Linked DNA regions of Mus musculus: region 2 is linked to region 1. The links are chromatin loops, found by intact Hi-C in ENCODE. Cell type or tissue: heart. All regions are shown on one strand.

Region 1 (8,000 bases):
CATTCATCCATTAATAGATGATGGGGTGCTTTTCATGTCTTTTCTATTCTGCCCACTTTTTCTAGTGCTGGGAATTGAACTCACAGCCTTGCAAAAAACCAAGTGGTCCTCCACGGGCTACCTCCAGGCCAGAGGTACTTTTCCAGTAAACACTCTGGGTGTTTGCTACTCTTGTATCTCATGCCATACTTGTAGAATAATCTTTCGTTTTCTCTTTTTTGGTTTAAGAAAACAGCCTCACTCTCAGGTCAAGCTGCCCTGGAACTCACCTGATTTCACTCATGACACTTTTCTAGCCTTAGCCTTCCAAGTGCTGAGTTTTCAAGTGTAAGCCACTATGTGTATGCGCCTACCATTTGGATAATTAGAAAGATCACCGATTTTAAAAGTTGAAGTGCTTTTACATGCTGATCTGGTGCCATAGTCCATTTTATAAATGAGAAATCCAAGGTACAAAGAGGGTAAATAGCCTGCCCAACATCACAGAATGAATAGTAGAATGGTCAAAAGGACCTAGGTCACCCAGCTCTTCACATAACTCACTAGAAATGGTTGCTAATGGATCTAAAGCACTAGGCTAAGAAAGAAAGGAGGGAAAGAGAGATGGCTGTATAGAAGACTGAGACATCTCCCCTGGCAGTGTGCAAAGAGACACCTTGTTGCTATTGTTGTTGTTGCTGTTATTGTTGCTGTTATTGTTGTTGCTGTTGTTGTTGTTATTGTTGTTGTTGTTGTTATATCAGTCAGGGGCAGATCAGATGGCGGTCTTTTATTCATCCTAGCTTGATTGATGCCTGGCTTGGTGTCCAAAGCTGTCTTATGCCTAAGACTCATAAAAATCAAATCAAATTAAGTCTAATTAAATCCAGGCAGAGCATCATAGGAGGAAGACAGATAGAGACCTCCAGACTTCCATGCCACACACAGACATGTCCTTCAGTGCACAGCACAAGCTGCCATAGACACCTACATGCTGCCACAACATGCAGTGTGAATGGAGATGTCACCAGCCACATAGCCAGTCTGTAGTGGGAGCCATCAACCACAATGTGCCCGAGTATGTGGTAGTCAGATGGAAGAGAAAGAGAAGTGGAGCAGTTTGAGCATATAGAGATGGAACTGGAGACTCGAAGATACAGAGGGATAGCCTGTTATGAGTGGCCAGCCCCACTATCTGGGGCCATCATGAGGTCCCAACCTGAGCAGCCACTGAGGGCCATGTCTAAGCCCATGGCTATGCAGTGGCAGGGGTTTGTGTGGACGTTGTGGCTCATATTACCACTAGAGAACACAGAGATGTCCCTGGTCAAGGCAGCCACCATGGACCATGTGATGCTATGGAGAGCTGGTCCCATCTCTCAGCCACAGCAGCACTCGGCAGAGTGGGTGGGCCCTGGACCTCACTCAGGCAGTACAGTGGAACTGCTCGTGAGTGGCAGGGATGCAGGTGAGCTGGCTCAAAGGTTGTGAGCATAGGAGACCTGACCCTGCCACTCATCTGCTGTGGGGTAGCACAGGCTCCCCACCTCCCCACATTCTGCATTCAGGGAAGCTGCCCACAGGGTCATGATCTCAAGAGAGCTAGCTAGTCCTGCCTATCACCAGCCTTGATGTTGAAGGCACTGGTGAGCCAGCCCCGAGGGTCTGAAAGTGGAAGAGCTGGCCCAGCCCCTCACATGGTACAACACTTGGGAGAGTGGGTCCCGCACCTCAACTGGGCTTCACAATGGACCTAGATCTGGAGGCGTGGCTGTGGATGGGCCGGCCCTGAGAGCATGAGAATAAAAGAGCTGACCCTGCCTCTTGCAGAGGGTGGTGTTGGGTGGCCTAGCCGAAGCAGTACTGGAGAGCTCACCCTGGTGCTGTGGAAAAGGGAGAGCTGGTGGGCTGAAAGCTCAGCTACACCCAGGCCCAGATCCAGGGCCCTGAATTGATCCACCCCATAGTCTACATAATCTGCTAGTCCTGCCATCCCAAAGCCATAGAATCTCCATGACACAGGGCAACAACAGGAAGGAGTCTCCATGAGGATCCAATATTGATGGTGTCACAGAAGCCAGAAATCTTGAACCAGATTAATGACTCATTGTAATGAACATTTGTAGGGGAAGAGGCGTAGACAGAGGATAGACTGTGGGACACACTATGACACATTACACCTTCTGCGATGAGATGTTTTCTCTGCTTTATTATTGTTGTTGTTTGTTTATGATATGTTTTATTTTGGGAAGAGGTTGCAAGGACAGATAAAAGGGTGGGAGATGAGCGGGACTGGAGTGCACGATGTGGAGAAACTTGCAAAGAACCAATAAAAAGTTAAGGGAAAAAAGGAAGAAATAAGCTTGGCTACGTCCACTGTGCTGGGATGAGAGAAAGAAAAAGTTATTGCAAGCAGCCAACGTGGATGAAGTGAAATATTTGGATCTTAGCTCAATCTCTTCAGAACATGCAAACTCAGCAGTTCTCAAGAGTTTATCTATGCAACCAGGTCTATTCAGCAACCTGGGAGAAATGAGCGTTCCAAACATTCGGATTTAGTAGGGTTGAGTGAGGGCTAAACTTTGTGCAATATTTTTAAGTAGGTCCCCTGGGCAGTTCATAGCCAAATACATAAAAGATTACATAATGAAAACCACTTGTCTAATTTTCCAGAATCTTGAGGTTGGTTGCCAAACTATTTTAAGGAAATACCAAAGTCTTTGATAACTTGAATTTGCCCTGTTGAAAGATTATAGATCTTGGGTCCCCTGTGGAGTTTGACATCTTATGAAGTGTTTTGCCTGATTCTTTGGAAAAGAAAGGTGAAATCATGACATTTGCAGGAAAATAAATGAAACTGGAAACCAAGCGAGATAAGTCAGACTCAGAAAGACAAATACTTCGCGTTTTCACTTACATATATAAAACCTAGATTTAAAATTAAGTGTCAGTACACGTACATGTCTATGTATATATGCATGGGTGAATAGGCCATGAAATTTGAAAAGGAATCATGAAAGGGTTAGAAGTGACCATAAGAGAGGTGAGATATAGGACATGAAACATAGGTGGAAAAATAAGCCAACAGCAGCAGGTAGTAGTTGGAAGAAGGGAGGACAGTGTGGGGAGAGGAATGAAAACAAAATATAATAGCACACATATGTATGGAGATGAAACTCAAACTTCATAGTTAATAACTTTAAAGTTAATAAACTTTAGGGAAAATAGACTGGCTCTTGAAAAGAAGGGTATGCTGATCTAGGGAGAAAGCTCAGTTGCTAAAGTGATTGCCACACAGCATGAGGCCTGAGTTTGATCCTCGGCACCCTCACAGATAGCCAGGCAGAGTTATGCTGGGCAGTGGTGCACACCTTTAATCGCAGCCCTCAGGAGGCAGAAACAGGCAAATCTCTGTAGGTTTGAGGTCTGCCTGATCTACATAGTGAGTTCCAGGACAGCCAGGACAACATAGAGTGATCCTGTCACAAAGAATAAACTAATGAGAGAGAGAGAGAGAGAGAGAGAGAGAGAGAGAGAGAGAAGCAAGCCAGGCAGAGGGCACTCATAATCTCAGCACTTTGATCACAGTGACAGGTGGATTTCTGAGACTTACTGGCCAACCAGACCAACCAAATCAATGTGCTCCAGTCCAGGGAGAGACCTTGTGTCAAACAAAACAAAACAAAACAAAACAAGACAAGACAAGACAAGACAAGACAAGACAAACAAACAAACAAAAAAAAAAAAAACCCAGGAAGATGGGCTGAGTGTGGTCATGCATGCCTTTAATCTTAGCACTAGGAAGACAAAAAGTGGATCTCTGTGAGTTCAAGGTCAGCTTGGTCTACATATTGAGTTCCAGGACAACTAGGGCTACATAGAAAGACTCTGCCTCAAAATCCCACACAAACACACCTCCTTCCAGTAAGGCCACACTTCCAAATCCTTCCCAAACAGTCCACCAACTGGGAACCAAACATTCAAATATATGAGCCTATGGGAGCCATTGTCATTCAAACCACCACAATGGCTATCACTTAAAATGCACTGACTTGGATGCTTTGAAGCTGTGACTTGGGAAACTGAGAGGGGGATGATCAGAAACCCATCCCTTCTTAGACAGGAATTTCTTCCCACAATCGCACAGCATTCCTATTCTCCTAGTGTGGCTTTCCAGAAAAAAAAAAAGAAAAAAAGAAAAAAAAAAGGTATGATTTCAGGTAGTCACTTACACTGTCACAGTGAAAAGTCTCTTGGGATCCCTGTTAAAAAGGATTTGCCAATTTACCCATGCAGCTGAGATCTGAGATGCCATAAATGAAGTGTGCATTTCCATAAGTCTGCTTCAATACAGAGCAATGCCAGGTCGATTCATACACATCACCTGGCTGTGTTCCAAGGTGGTAGACAGACTGTTGCTCACGCACTTCAACAACTAGGACTTTGGCTTTATTAGGGTGCAGGGGTTGAAGGTTCAACCCAACTTGCTTTCTCAGTCTGGAAGGCTTGTCATTCTCCATGCGCCACTAGAGGGCCTATCGTTCAAAATTAATCTCTTCATTCTCCAAATGGCTTCTGAAACGAGGCTAACATCATCATGTATATATTGCCATCATGATTTGATTTTTTAGACACATCAAAGCACACCACTGTGCATTCTGAATAGTTTTCTTTGAATTGTCCTACTCCCTCTAATATATATCAACAGAAATAAGCCAGAGGTTTCTTGAGATCATGAGGGAAGGGGGAAAGAATGGTATATATTTGTTCCTTTTCTTCTTGCCCTGACCAAATGCCTGATGAGAGGTGAAGCTTGTTTTGAGCTGTAGTTTGAGAGGCTACAGGTCCAAAAGGAATGCTAGCAGTAGCTCTGGGCCAGAGGGTCTCTGTCACTCTTAGGTGTCGCCAGAACAGAAAGCAGAGAGAGGGAGAGAGGGTCAGACTCTAAATCTCAAGGCTCACCCCACTCAGTGACTCACTTCTGGCAGCCAGGCATCACGTTAAAGGTTCTACAAGCTTCCAAAACAGCACCACCGGCTGGGGTAAAAAAAAATATTCTAACACATGAGCCTGTGGGAAGCACAGCATATTCAAACCATAACAATGGAAGGAGAGACTGGTAAGGAGCCTATGGAAATTTTAGAGGAGTGAAGTATACACTTAGTGTTTACATTGTGGAAGTTACTTAACTGGTAAATATATGTGTTATCAAGTTGTATACTTTAAATATGCAATTCCGTTATAATAAACTTGCTGTTTAAGAAAAAAATGGCTTGCCTTTTAACTTTAATATGTCCTCTTGTTTGGTTTTTTTAATTATATGTTCATAGAGTATTAATATATAGCCATAGCTAGTATGAAACTCATGATCCTCCTGCCTCAGCATCCAGAGTACATGCATTATATGTATGTGCCACCACACACATGAAATTATACCTGTTTCAAAAGTAAACAGGGAGATGGGGGAAGGAAAAAAGAAAAGGATGTGCATAGATAAAAATGATAAAAATAGCCTCAGAAAGGAGAAATGGGGGAAAAAAAGATAGGTCCAGAGGTGATGATCAGAAGTCATGGGACAGTGGCTTTTTTATATAGTAGGCAGAAAGAAGGAAGGCACAGGTGAAAGAGACAGGATCCCAAAACAGAGAGGTGAAAGTTAAGCCAGACACAGGGAGAGGAAGATGTGGAGTCTCAAGGATGGAGAGGAAATGTGAGGCATGTTACAGACATTTTTCTGCAACAAAATTATATTAGATGAAGGATACAAATGAGTCATGGAAGCCAGAGAGAGAAAAACGAGCAGAGGCCAAGGAAGATGGGTAGAAGTGGGAGCTGAGAGTAGGAGAAGGAGGAGGAGGAGGAGGAGGAGGAGGAGGAGGAGGAGGAGGATAAAGGTTTGTGATCAGATGCCCTTGGTTGTCTCACCTGGCTCAATCCTCTTCCCTTTCTTTTTGCCCTTTAAAAACATAGAAAGAGGACTGGAAGTGAGTTACTGCCAGGTGCGGTGGCTCACGCCTTTAATCCCAGCACTTGGGAGGCAGAGGGAGGTGGATTTCTGAGTTAGAGGCCAGCCTGGTCTACAGAGTGAGTTCCAGGACAGCCAGGGCTATACAGAGAAACCCTGTCTCGAAAAAAGAAAGAAAGAAAGAAAGAAAGAAAGAAAGAAAGAAAGAAAGAAAGAAAGAAAGAAAGAAAGAAAGAAAGAAAGAAAGGAAGGAAGGAAGGAAGGAAAGGAAGGAAGGAAAGGAAGGAAGGAAAGAAAAGAAATGAAAGAAAGAAAGGAAAGAAAGAAAGAAAGAAAGAAAGAAAGAAAGAAAGAAAGAAAGAAAAGAAAGAAAGGAAAGAAAGAAAGGAAAGAAAGAAAGGAAAGAAAGAAAAGAAAGAAAGAAAGAAAGGAAAGAAAGAAAGAAAGGAAAGGAAGGAAAGGAAGAAAGAAAGAAAGAAAGAAAGAAAGAAAGAAAGAAAGAAAGAAAGGAAGGAAGGAAGGAAGGAAGGAAGGAAGAACTGGAGAGATGGCTCAGCAGTTAAGAGGACTGGCTGTTCTTTCAGAGGTCCTGAGTTCAAATCCCAGCACCCACATGGTGGCTCACAACCATCTGTCATGAGAGCCGATGCCCTCCTCTGGTGTACAGAAATACATGCAGACAAAGTACCCATATGCATAAATGAACAAAATAAAAACCATAGAAAGAAAAAAGAAGGAAGGGAGGGAGGAAGGGAAGGTGGAAAGGAAGATGGAAGGGAAGGTGGAAGGGAGGGAGGGAGGGAGGGAGGGAGGGAGGGAGGGAGGGAGGGAGGGAGCAAGCATAGACCTGTAAGGTGTCTCGGCGTCAAGCCTGACAATCCTAGCTCAGTCCCTGAGATCCATAAGATGAAGGAAAGAATAAACTTTCACAAGTTGTCCCCTGACCTCCACATGTATGTATACCACCCCCATTCACATGTGCAGAATAATCAAAAGAAAAATCATTGCTTAATAACCAAGTCTCAACATTTAATGTCATACTTATGTCCTTTGTTACTACGGGTGTTTTAGAATGTCAGAATTCTCTGGATTTCATAAATGGAGTACAAAACTTATACCAAACATACCAAGTCAGATCTGGAGCAATAATTAACATCAGATATTAATATTTTCCTGTGAAATGGATGAATTGTTGTATGGGATATATAAACAGGATGTGTAGCCTCAGGGAAATTCTGGTTAAGTTTGGAATGGTCTCCAAAGATTTTTTTTTTTAATGTGAGCTGACCATGGTGGTGCACGTCTTTAATCTCAGTACTCATGAGGTAGAGGCAGGTAGATCTCTGTAAGTTCAAGGTCATCCTGTCTATATGTAGAATTCTAAGCCTACGAGAGCTGTCTCAACCATGTCTCAAAATGAAAATTTTTATACCAGTTTCTTCAAAAGCTCTTGGCTTCCAGAGCCTGTGCATACTGCTTATGTCTTGCTTTTGAAGTAAAGTCATGGGGCCATGGTGTCTGTCTTCTGACTTTTGATACTTTATTTATTTATTTATTTATTTATTTATTTATTCATTATATGTAAGTACACTGTAGCTGTCTTCAGACACTCCAGAAGAGGGCATCAGATTTCATTATGGATGGTTGTGAGCCACCATGTGGTTGCTGGGATTTGAACTCAGGACCTTTGGAAGAGCAGTCGGCGCTCTTAACCGCTGAGCCATCTCACCAGCCCTTGATACATTTTTGTATGTATGTTTGAAATATGCATTTTAGAAGCATTTGCATTGCTTAGGCCTGTGTCCTTTCTGGGACGACACATGGCCCAGGACTGGGTTTGTGGCAGGCTTCCAAACACCTGCTGAACCGAATCAACTTGATCTAGCCCTCCCACACTCATTATTTGTTAATCTTGCCTTCAAAAAAAGCAACAGATGCTCCTCTGCCTGGGGAAGTTAATCTGGCTATGAATATAAAGAAGAGTTAGGCTAGAATACCTGTCATACATAGGGAAAATCCATTCCTTCCTTTATTCATCAGTTTAACAAATATTTTT
Region 2 (8,000 bases), 500 kb after region 1:
TGCAGCCTCTGAAGCCCCCAACTTATCTCTTTGACATCATTCCAGGCAGCTCCGTGAAAGGCCCTTAGCATGGCAGATGCCCTATCAGCCACTGAAGGCAAACAGTGCAACATTTCTTTCTTTAGACTAGACATGTGCTATTGTGGTACCCACAAAGCTGCTCTAGCCACTCTAACCCCATACTTCGGTGACCTACGTTGCCTCAATGTGACACATTTCAACAGGGATCCATGGGTGTCTCCTTTTTGTGTTTTGTCTTTTGATTCACTGAACTTCTTGCTCTTCAGGAGAGATGCCAGGTCTCAGTGCAAAGGAAAGGTGTAATGGCTGCTAATGAATCATGGTGTGTGGCAGGCAAGGGCGAGCAGGGAATGTTGAAGTTCAAGGGCATCAAGTGATAGAGCCCTAACAGTTATATACATTCATATGGCAATGTCACGGAGTGAAGGATGTTGGCGTCTGTGAACACTTCTGTCACCACTGATTTGATAGTCCCATGCAAAGTTCCGGGGCCTCACACGTACCATGTCTGTGGGAAAGGATTTGTCATTTTGTCCTTGGCATCATTTACTGTAGCAACCACTCCAGCATTCAAAAAGAGAGCTGAGTTTGTATTGCATTCTTTTTCTTCCTCTTTCTCCTCCTTTTTTTTTTTTTTTTTGAAACAGGGTTTCTTTGTGTAGCTCTGGCTGTCCTGGAACTCACTCTGTAGACCAGGCTGGCCTAGAACTCACAGAGATACACCTGTCTCTGCCTCCCAAGTGCAGGGATTAAAGGTGTGCACCACTACTGCCTGGCCTCTATATTTCATTCTTTATCCTAAAATAATTTCCAGCTAGACCAAAGAATTAAAAAATCAATCTTTCTTATTATCAGGTGAGGGGCCTTAGATTAAATGCATAGTGTCACCCCTACCAAACAAAAATCAGAGGAGGGCTGAGTTTGAGGACAGTCTGAGATACATAAAAGCAGTCTCAAAAGGGGACTTTAAAAGACCAAATATCAAATTAGATTATAAAATATCAAAATTTTAGAAGCTAAAAAGCAAAAGCATAGGAGAATATTTAAGTATTTTGAAGTACACAGTTCCAGCAAATTCAGCAAAGAAACTTCAGGAGTTGCAAAGAAAAGATAATGACAGAGATTTATTATGTAGAAATTCAACAACTTAAAAATATGTATCATAAAACCAATAACCACAAAATGATGGCACCAGTAGTAAAAAAAAATAGAGGAAAAGATGATAATTTTTGAAATAAGGATAAAGATATGAGGAATGAGAGGACTTAGTAGTTATAAAATTGCACTGATACTTGATGCTGGTTGGCTAGAGCTAAGAAATTAGCAGTGATTATGAAGAGACCAGCATCACTGAGGTGAAATCTTCTGGGAAGTGTTTTCTGGAAGCACAAATAAGCTGTGTTCCAGAGATAGCCAAGGTTGTACCTCGTGCTGCGGCTGGACTTGGTAATGTGTAAGAGTCACCCGGGTGGTACTGGCTTTGAAAGCGTGAAAGGGTCATGAAGAACAGCTGAGGCTTGGCCTGTGAGAGGTTATGGAAGGCCACTGGTGAAGGTGCAGCCTCAGTTGTAGTTGACAGCCCAGGACTGAAGGGATCATGCAAAGAAGTTGAGGCTTGGCAACATGCAGAGAGCCTATGAGAGGCTATTGGTGAAGCCTAGTTGCAGCAGAAGAACCCAGCATACTGGAGATGCCAGTACCATGGGATGATCACCAAGAACAGAAGCGGCAGTGGAGTGGATCAACCTGAGCTTAGAGTGCTACAGAGGGCAGAGCTGGAGAAGTGACGCCTATGACAGAGACCAGAAGGTCATGTGTGGATCCCAGACATTGGACAGTTGGAATTTGATTTTGCTTTGCTTTCATTGTGACTGTGCCCTGAATTTTCGCTCTTGAAGTAAGAAAGTGATTGGTTTTATTTTTATTTTACTGGAGGTCACAATGGACAGACTATGAGTTTTAAAAGCCTTCTGATTTTAAAAGAAATTGGCTATTCTAAGGGGACTAAAATATTAATGTGTTTGAATTTGTAAAGACTGTAGGACTTTTAAATTATCTATGTTTTTAATGTGAGATCTTGGGGATAAATAAAAAGGAAAGGTTGTGGCTTAAGAGTGATGTGTTTGTGTGTCAAGTTGACAAGGGGTCAGTTGTACTGCCTGGTTTTGTGTATCAACTGGGCATAAGAGAGGGAGGAGCCTCAGGTGAGGAAATGCCTCCATGAGATCCAGCTTTAAGGCATTTTCTCATTGGTGTTCAGGAGTAGAGAGTGCAGCCCTTGGTGGGTGGTGCCATCCCTAAGCTGATGGGTCCTGGGTTCTCAGGCTGAGCAAGGCATGAGGAACAAGTCAGTAAGCAGCACCCCTTTGTGGCCTCGTCATCAGCTCCTGTCTCCAGGTTTCTGCTCTTGTCTGAGTTCCTGTCTTGAGTTCCTTCAATGATGACTATGATCTGAAAGTGTAAGCCCAATAAACTGCCCCCTAATTGCACTGAAATGAAAAAAAATATCTTACAACTTTGGTATGGCTAAGTCAAAAACAAAAACAAAACAAAAACAAACAAACAAACAAACAAACAAAAACCAAAAACCAAAGGATCGAGCAGAGTATAAGAGGCAGGCTAGTCATTGGGATACCAAGTTATGATGGCGTTATAGCCTCTTAAACCCTTTATAAATTGAACACATCATCAATAGAAAATGCAGTGGATATACTTATCACACCGAGCATCATTGCTTAACAACCCAGTACACTGGAGAGTACCAGTTGTGCCACTCACCATCATATACCTGACTGGGGAACCTGCTGCTGCCCAGCATTGTGACAGAGTAGGGAGCAGTGTATCACTAGCCCAAGAAAAGATTCCCATTCAAAGTTGGAAAGATGGCTTCTAGGTTTCTGTAGAATGTGTATGACTTTCACACAGGTTGTATTGAAAACCACAGTGAAACTATGGTGAGTCAGTCCTGTCAATATTATTTGTGAGAGCTCTATTACAAGAAGTGCCCTCTTTCCTTTAGCCCATCTACAGCGATGTGAAATTGCACAGGTGATTATTTGCTTGCTTATTATCTACTTCCCATACATTCAAATCGACTTCATGAAGGATGAGATTTCACTTCGCCACTACCATAGTCCTTGTGCTAGGATAGTGCCTGGTATTTGAGAAAGGAGTGTTGAGGGAATGGATGAGAGAGCTCTTGTAGATTATTGTAATACCGATACGCAATCTACTAGCAGTATACTAAAAAAAAAAAAAACACAGCAAAAATAAAAACACACAAAAAATTTTTATGCCATTTGAAAAGGTACGTAAAACACTAATAATTAAGAGATGCAAATTAAGACAGCGTCAAGGTGATTGACATGCCATTTTCATCTTTCAAATGGGCCAAATTAAAAAAAAAAGTTGCAAAAGCCTAGGCTTTGTGAGGATGTGGTAACAACAAGCACACCCACGTACGCGTGGTGCACATCTGAATAAGAACAACTTCCAGATGGAAATGTCATACTGTCAAAATTCTCCATGTTAAGTATTGCTTGCTCACTAAAAGATTACTTGTAAACAGACATAAAATCGAAATAACCAAAATGGCCATGCATGGTGGCGCACGCCTTTAATCCCAGCACTTGGGAGGCAGAGGCAGGTGGGTTTCTGAGTTCGAGGCCAGCCTGGTCTACAGAGTGAGTTCCAGGACAGCCAGGGCTACACAGAGAAACCCTGTCTCGAAAAACCAAAAAAAAAAAAAAAAAAAAAAAAAAAAAAAAAAAAAAAAAAAAGAAAGAAAAAGAAAGAAAGAAAGAACCAAAAATGATGTGAGTAACGATTTGGTTAACTCATTATAGCATATCTAAATAGCACAGTCATACACTTTTTTGTGATTCCAAGGAAGAACTTGGGCTTGGGGGCTAGGGAGATGCCTTGGTGGGCAAAGTGCTTTGCCACTCAAGTACAAGGATCTAAGACTGAATCTCCAGAACCAAGGTAAAGCAGATACCCTAGGTTACTCTGTGGCTGCCACACATATGTTGGGGTACACATGTGCCCACACATACATGAACACACACAATTCATATATATATATGTATATAAAACTTGGGCTCCATTATTATCACACTGCCTTTATGTTGAAGATGTTTCTAAACACAACTTGATTTTCTCACCACCAAAAACGGGGAGAATTGTCATAAATCTCCACCATGAGGTTATGAAGAGCAAATGAGACAGTGCTCACAGTGGATGCTCTGGTGACAACTAGCACGGAGCAGCTAGCTAATAGTTGCTATCCAGGTCTATTCTAGTTAGACTACGATTGGTGACAATGACAGCATCTCCCCAAATAAGGACAAGCTTGATCTTTGTACATGGACAGGCAGAGATGCTCAATAGAGCATTGTGACAAAAATCACATTGTAGGCTATGATTTCTGTTAAGGCTATTGCACGAACAGCTCTTGCTTTTGGCAAACAGGCTCCAGGAGATAGATTTTCACCTTAGTAATGATTAGACTCCTTTGAGACAAGCATGTGTTAGTTTTATAATAAACAAAAGATGTAAAGAGGGGGACAAAATCTCCATTTATAACTTCAAGGACAGTTAATCCCACCAGGCTTCACATCCCCCTGTCCTTGGCTACAGCCCAAGTGCTAAGCCTTCCTGTCCTTGGCCCGTTCTCTCCCCTTCATCCTCCCACTGCACCCCCGACCCATCGAATTCCCCACTACTGCCCCTTTCCACTCCTCTCAGTGCCCTCTAGAAGTGTCACCCCACAATCGACTCCCTGTTTACTCGGGATAAACTTTCCTACACAACAATCTTAGGTCTGCCTTCCCTTCTGGAAGTGCTGAAACCTGAGTCGCGCCACCGAGTTCACAGCTTTGCAGGCAGCGCCCTCTAGTGGCCACTTCCCGCACTCCTCCACTACAGGCACCCTGGGGCTGGGAGGTGGGGTCTGTGCTCCAGCTTCCCCTGTCTGCTTCCAGATCGTTTAGTTCTCCATCCTCCGCCAAGAACTCCTCCTTCTAATGCCATCTGGCTACAGCACCCTCTTCTCTCCTCGTCGGCTCTTCTTTTTGGTCAACCCCCCACTCCCACATTCAAGGAAGAGTTCAACATCTGGCTCACTGTCTTCTTCTCCACCCCAAGTCCTGACATCAATATTGGTGAGTTTAACATCCATGGTCCATGTGCGGGACACACCTCCCTTGTAGCCTTACCATGCTTCATCATCAGCTAGAACCTCCTCCATCCACATCCTGTCTGCTGACCTCAAAGCTCCTCTCATTACCTCAGGAGGTTTGCCAGGCGTTTGCAGCTCCTCCATCCATGTTCTCATTCCATCAAACCCTCTTACCTTACTTGCTTCCCCCTTCATTCTCGAAAATCACCAACGGTAAGAACATTAGTGAATATCTATGTGCCAGACACATAATAAGCTTATGATGCCATCATTTCTATATTTTAATGCCATCCTCACAATCATTGTATGAGACAGCTATTGTTGTTCTTTATAAAATGAGATTGCTGGGGATCAGAGAGGTTGAGTGACTTACCTAAAGTCCAACAGTCAGGTTGCGGCAGAAATGAGATTGGAGGCTGCGTGCTTCAATCTAACTCAAGGAACACGGACTTCAAGATTTTGCCTATTTTGACAACTCCTTCGTCACATCCATGAGGCAAAATCCAAAGTCTGGATAAATTTAACTGATCGTCTCCTCCTTGACAGAGGAAGCTGGATCACTTTGTTAATTAGTCCCAGTAGGAAGTCACAGTTTCCCACCTCTGTGGGGCCCTTGGCTCATCTAAAGAATCCTCAGTAGTTGTCCTGACAATGGCATTTTCAAACTTTCTCCACTGCCCTCTGGAGTGAGATGGTCTTGTCTCAGCCACTTCCATGCTTAATAGTGTAGCAGGCTTTAAGGAAGGGTCAGGAGAAGGACAGAGAGGATGAAGGGAAGTAATAGTGCCATGGATTGAGCGTCTCCTATAACAAGCCTCTGGGACAGGTGCTTTGCCTGCAGCATCTTACAGAATCCTCCTAGCAGCTCCACAGAGAGCGATGTTGTTGTGATTCTTACTGTACAGAGAAGGAGACAGAGGCACAGAGAGGTGAAGCGCTTGCTCGGGGGTGGGGTGGGGGTGGCGGAGGCGGGTGGAGATATGGTTTGTAAGTAGAGAGGTCACAAAACCCTTCATCTTGAGAGATTACTGTGATTTGTCCTCCGTTAACTGTTAACTATCTCACACCCTCCAGTCTGGCTGCAAGCATATTGCTCGGACCACCTTCCCAAAATGAGCATCTTCCTGCTCTTCCAAACCATTGCCCAGCCTTCCCGATGCCCAAGAAATCTTTGATCTTGCCACCTTTCTTTCTTACTACACCCATTGCCACCTCCCTAGAACAGGATTACTTTGGGCTACCCAACAACACCCTGTTTTCCTCTGCCCTCCACCCTTTCCTGTCTTCAGTACTCCTTTCCAGTCTCCCTTAAATGCACCTCTTCTGTGCTTTTATGCAGTATTTACACATTGATTCCAGCATCCTGTCATTTCCCGCTGACTTTTCTTGTTTCCTTCAATAAACAGGGAGCCGCTTAAAGGTGGGTACTGTGCCTTTGTTAACTCAGTACTCTCCAGGGCATAGCACTCGGGGCTGCTTAAAACCCATGTTTGTTGACTGACTGACTGAATGAATGAATGGAGTGAACGAGGGAGAAGAAAGCCCTCACTTGGAAAGTTTAGTGACATGAGCTGTATGGTATCTGGCTCTTGGCTGGAGTTGCTGCAGTTTTTCCTTATGACTACAGTGCTGTAAAAATATGTCTGCACGTGGATAAAGACTGCAGGAGAAGTTTTCCACACAAATTAAGAGTTGTGTTAGCGTGGTGAGTTGATGGATGTTTTTTTATTTCCCTTCCTGTTTGCAAAATGTTCTTTAGCACGACTTTGCGAGTGCTTTGGCCAAGTGGCCGACATCATAGAAGCAGGAGTCTGGGGCTGTCATGGAGGGATCGACAGTCAATATGTATTGATGCCCACTAGACTCTCCTCCTGGGTTCTGGGTGCCGTGGGGAGACAAGTGGGTAGAGGTGGCTCATCCTGACTCAGGTTCACATGTCCAGAAACCTTGCCAATTTTGTTGGATTTGCTGGAATAAAATGAGAACTTTCAAGAATTTTCCAAGCTCCTGGGTTGAGGTATTTTTTTTTCCTCTCCTAAAGTTGTGCAGCAAACAAAGATGGCTTTTGTTTGCAGTAAAACACTCATTCCTTCAATTTTATATTGCAGAGTGACTTCTGCTGCTGGGGTGGTGCTGGTGGTGGTGGTGCTGGTGGTGGTGGTGGTAGTGGTGGTGGTGAGGTTTGCTAAACAGGAAAACGAACTGCCCATACTTGGTTGGTACAGAGGTGACTGAAATGTTTTCCCTCTTTCTGGCTCCTGAATAACATGTTTAGGAATTTCATTGGCAAAATGATGAAATTGTTCATTTACTGTGGCAGGATTTCCAAAGCTACATGCCGTGAGTTAACCCAGAAGAAAAGGGGGAAAAATCGGGGTGGCAGTTCCCAAAGATTCAGCGGATGAGTGCTCTGCTTTTATTGGGTACTTCCTCACCCGCACGCACGCCCGGCACTGCTGGCATTGTGCTTGGGAATGTGGGGGTACCTCATTTAAACCCTGGAGTGATGTTTTCCTGGAGATTCTCCTTAGCCCCATGTTAGAGACTGGAAAACTGAGCTTCAGATTTTACTTGGAAATTCTGAGACCAGGGTTCAAAGGCCAGCTCAGCTGGCCATCTTTAACCATTTGGCAACCTTGCCTCTCCACGAGTGTACCCGTAGAGGAGCTGCGGTATACATTTATCTTTTCAGTTAACAAACAGTTTAGTGTTTCCCATGTGCCGTGCATGTGGCCAGGGTTTTATAAACACTAGTTCATTTAGTCCTTAAAGCCTGTGTGAAGTACTATTATTAATTCCA

The links. A loop is a pair of places that touch in the nucleus more often than their neighbours do. Peaks named below come from ENCODE experiments on the same cell type or tissue, not always from the same donor. Only the 100,000 strongest peaks of a DNase experiment are listed, where the experiment ranks them.
Region 2: it touches region 1 in a loop (8-fold over the local background); 20 of 42 quality-filtered maps call a loop at or near these places.

What each region holds. Positions count from the first base shown.
Region 1 is chrX:142,549,897-142,557,896 of GRCm38, forward strand. No RefSeq gene overlaps it. Among named protein-coding and RNA genes, the nearest start is that of Gm25915, 68 kb to the left of the region's middle. In heart, a CTCF peak has its summit at 4,501; no DNase peak of the experiment used is centred here.
Region 2 is chrX:143,054,101-143,062,100 of GRCm38, forward strand. It overlaps a transcript of Rtl9 not described here. Among named protein-coding and RNA genes, the nearest start is that of Rtl9, 41 kb to the right of the region's middle. In heart, a CTCF peak has its summit at 4,923 (motif pointing left); a DNase peak (open chromatin) is centred at 4,891; H3K4me3 peaks cover 412 bases; H3K27ac peaks cover 282 bases; H3K27me3 peaks cover 996 bases.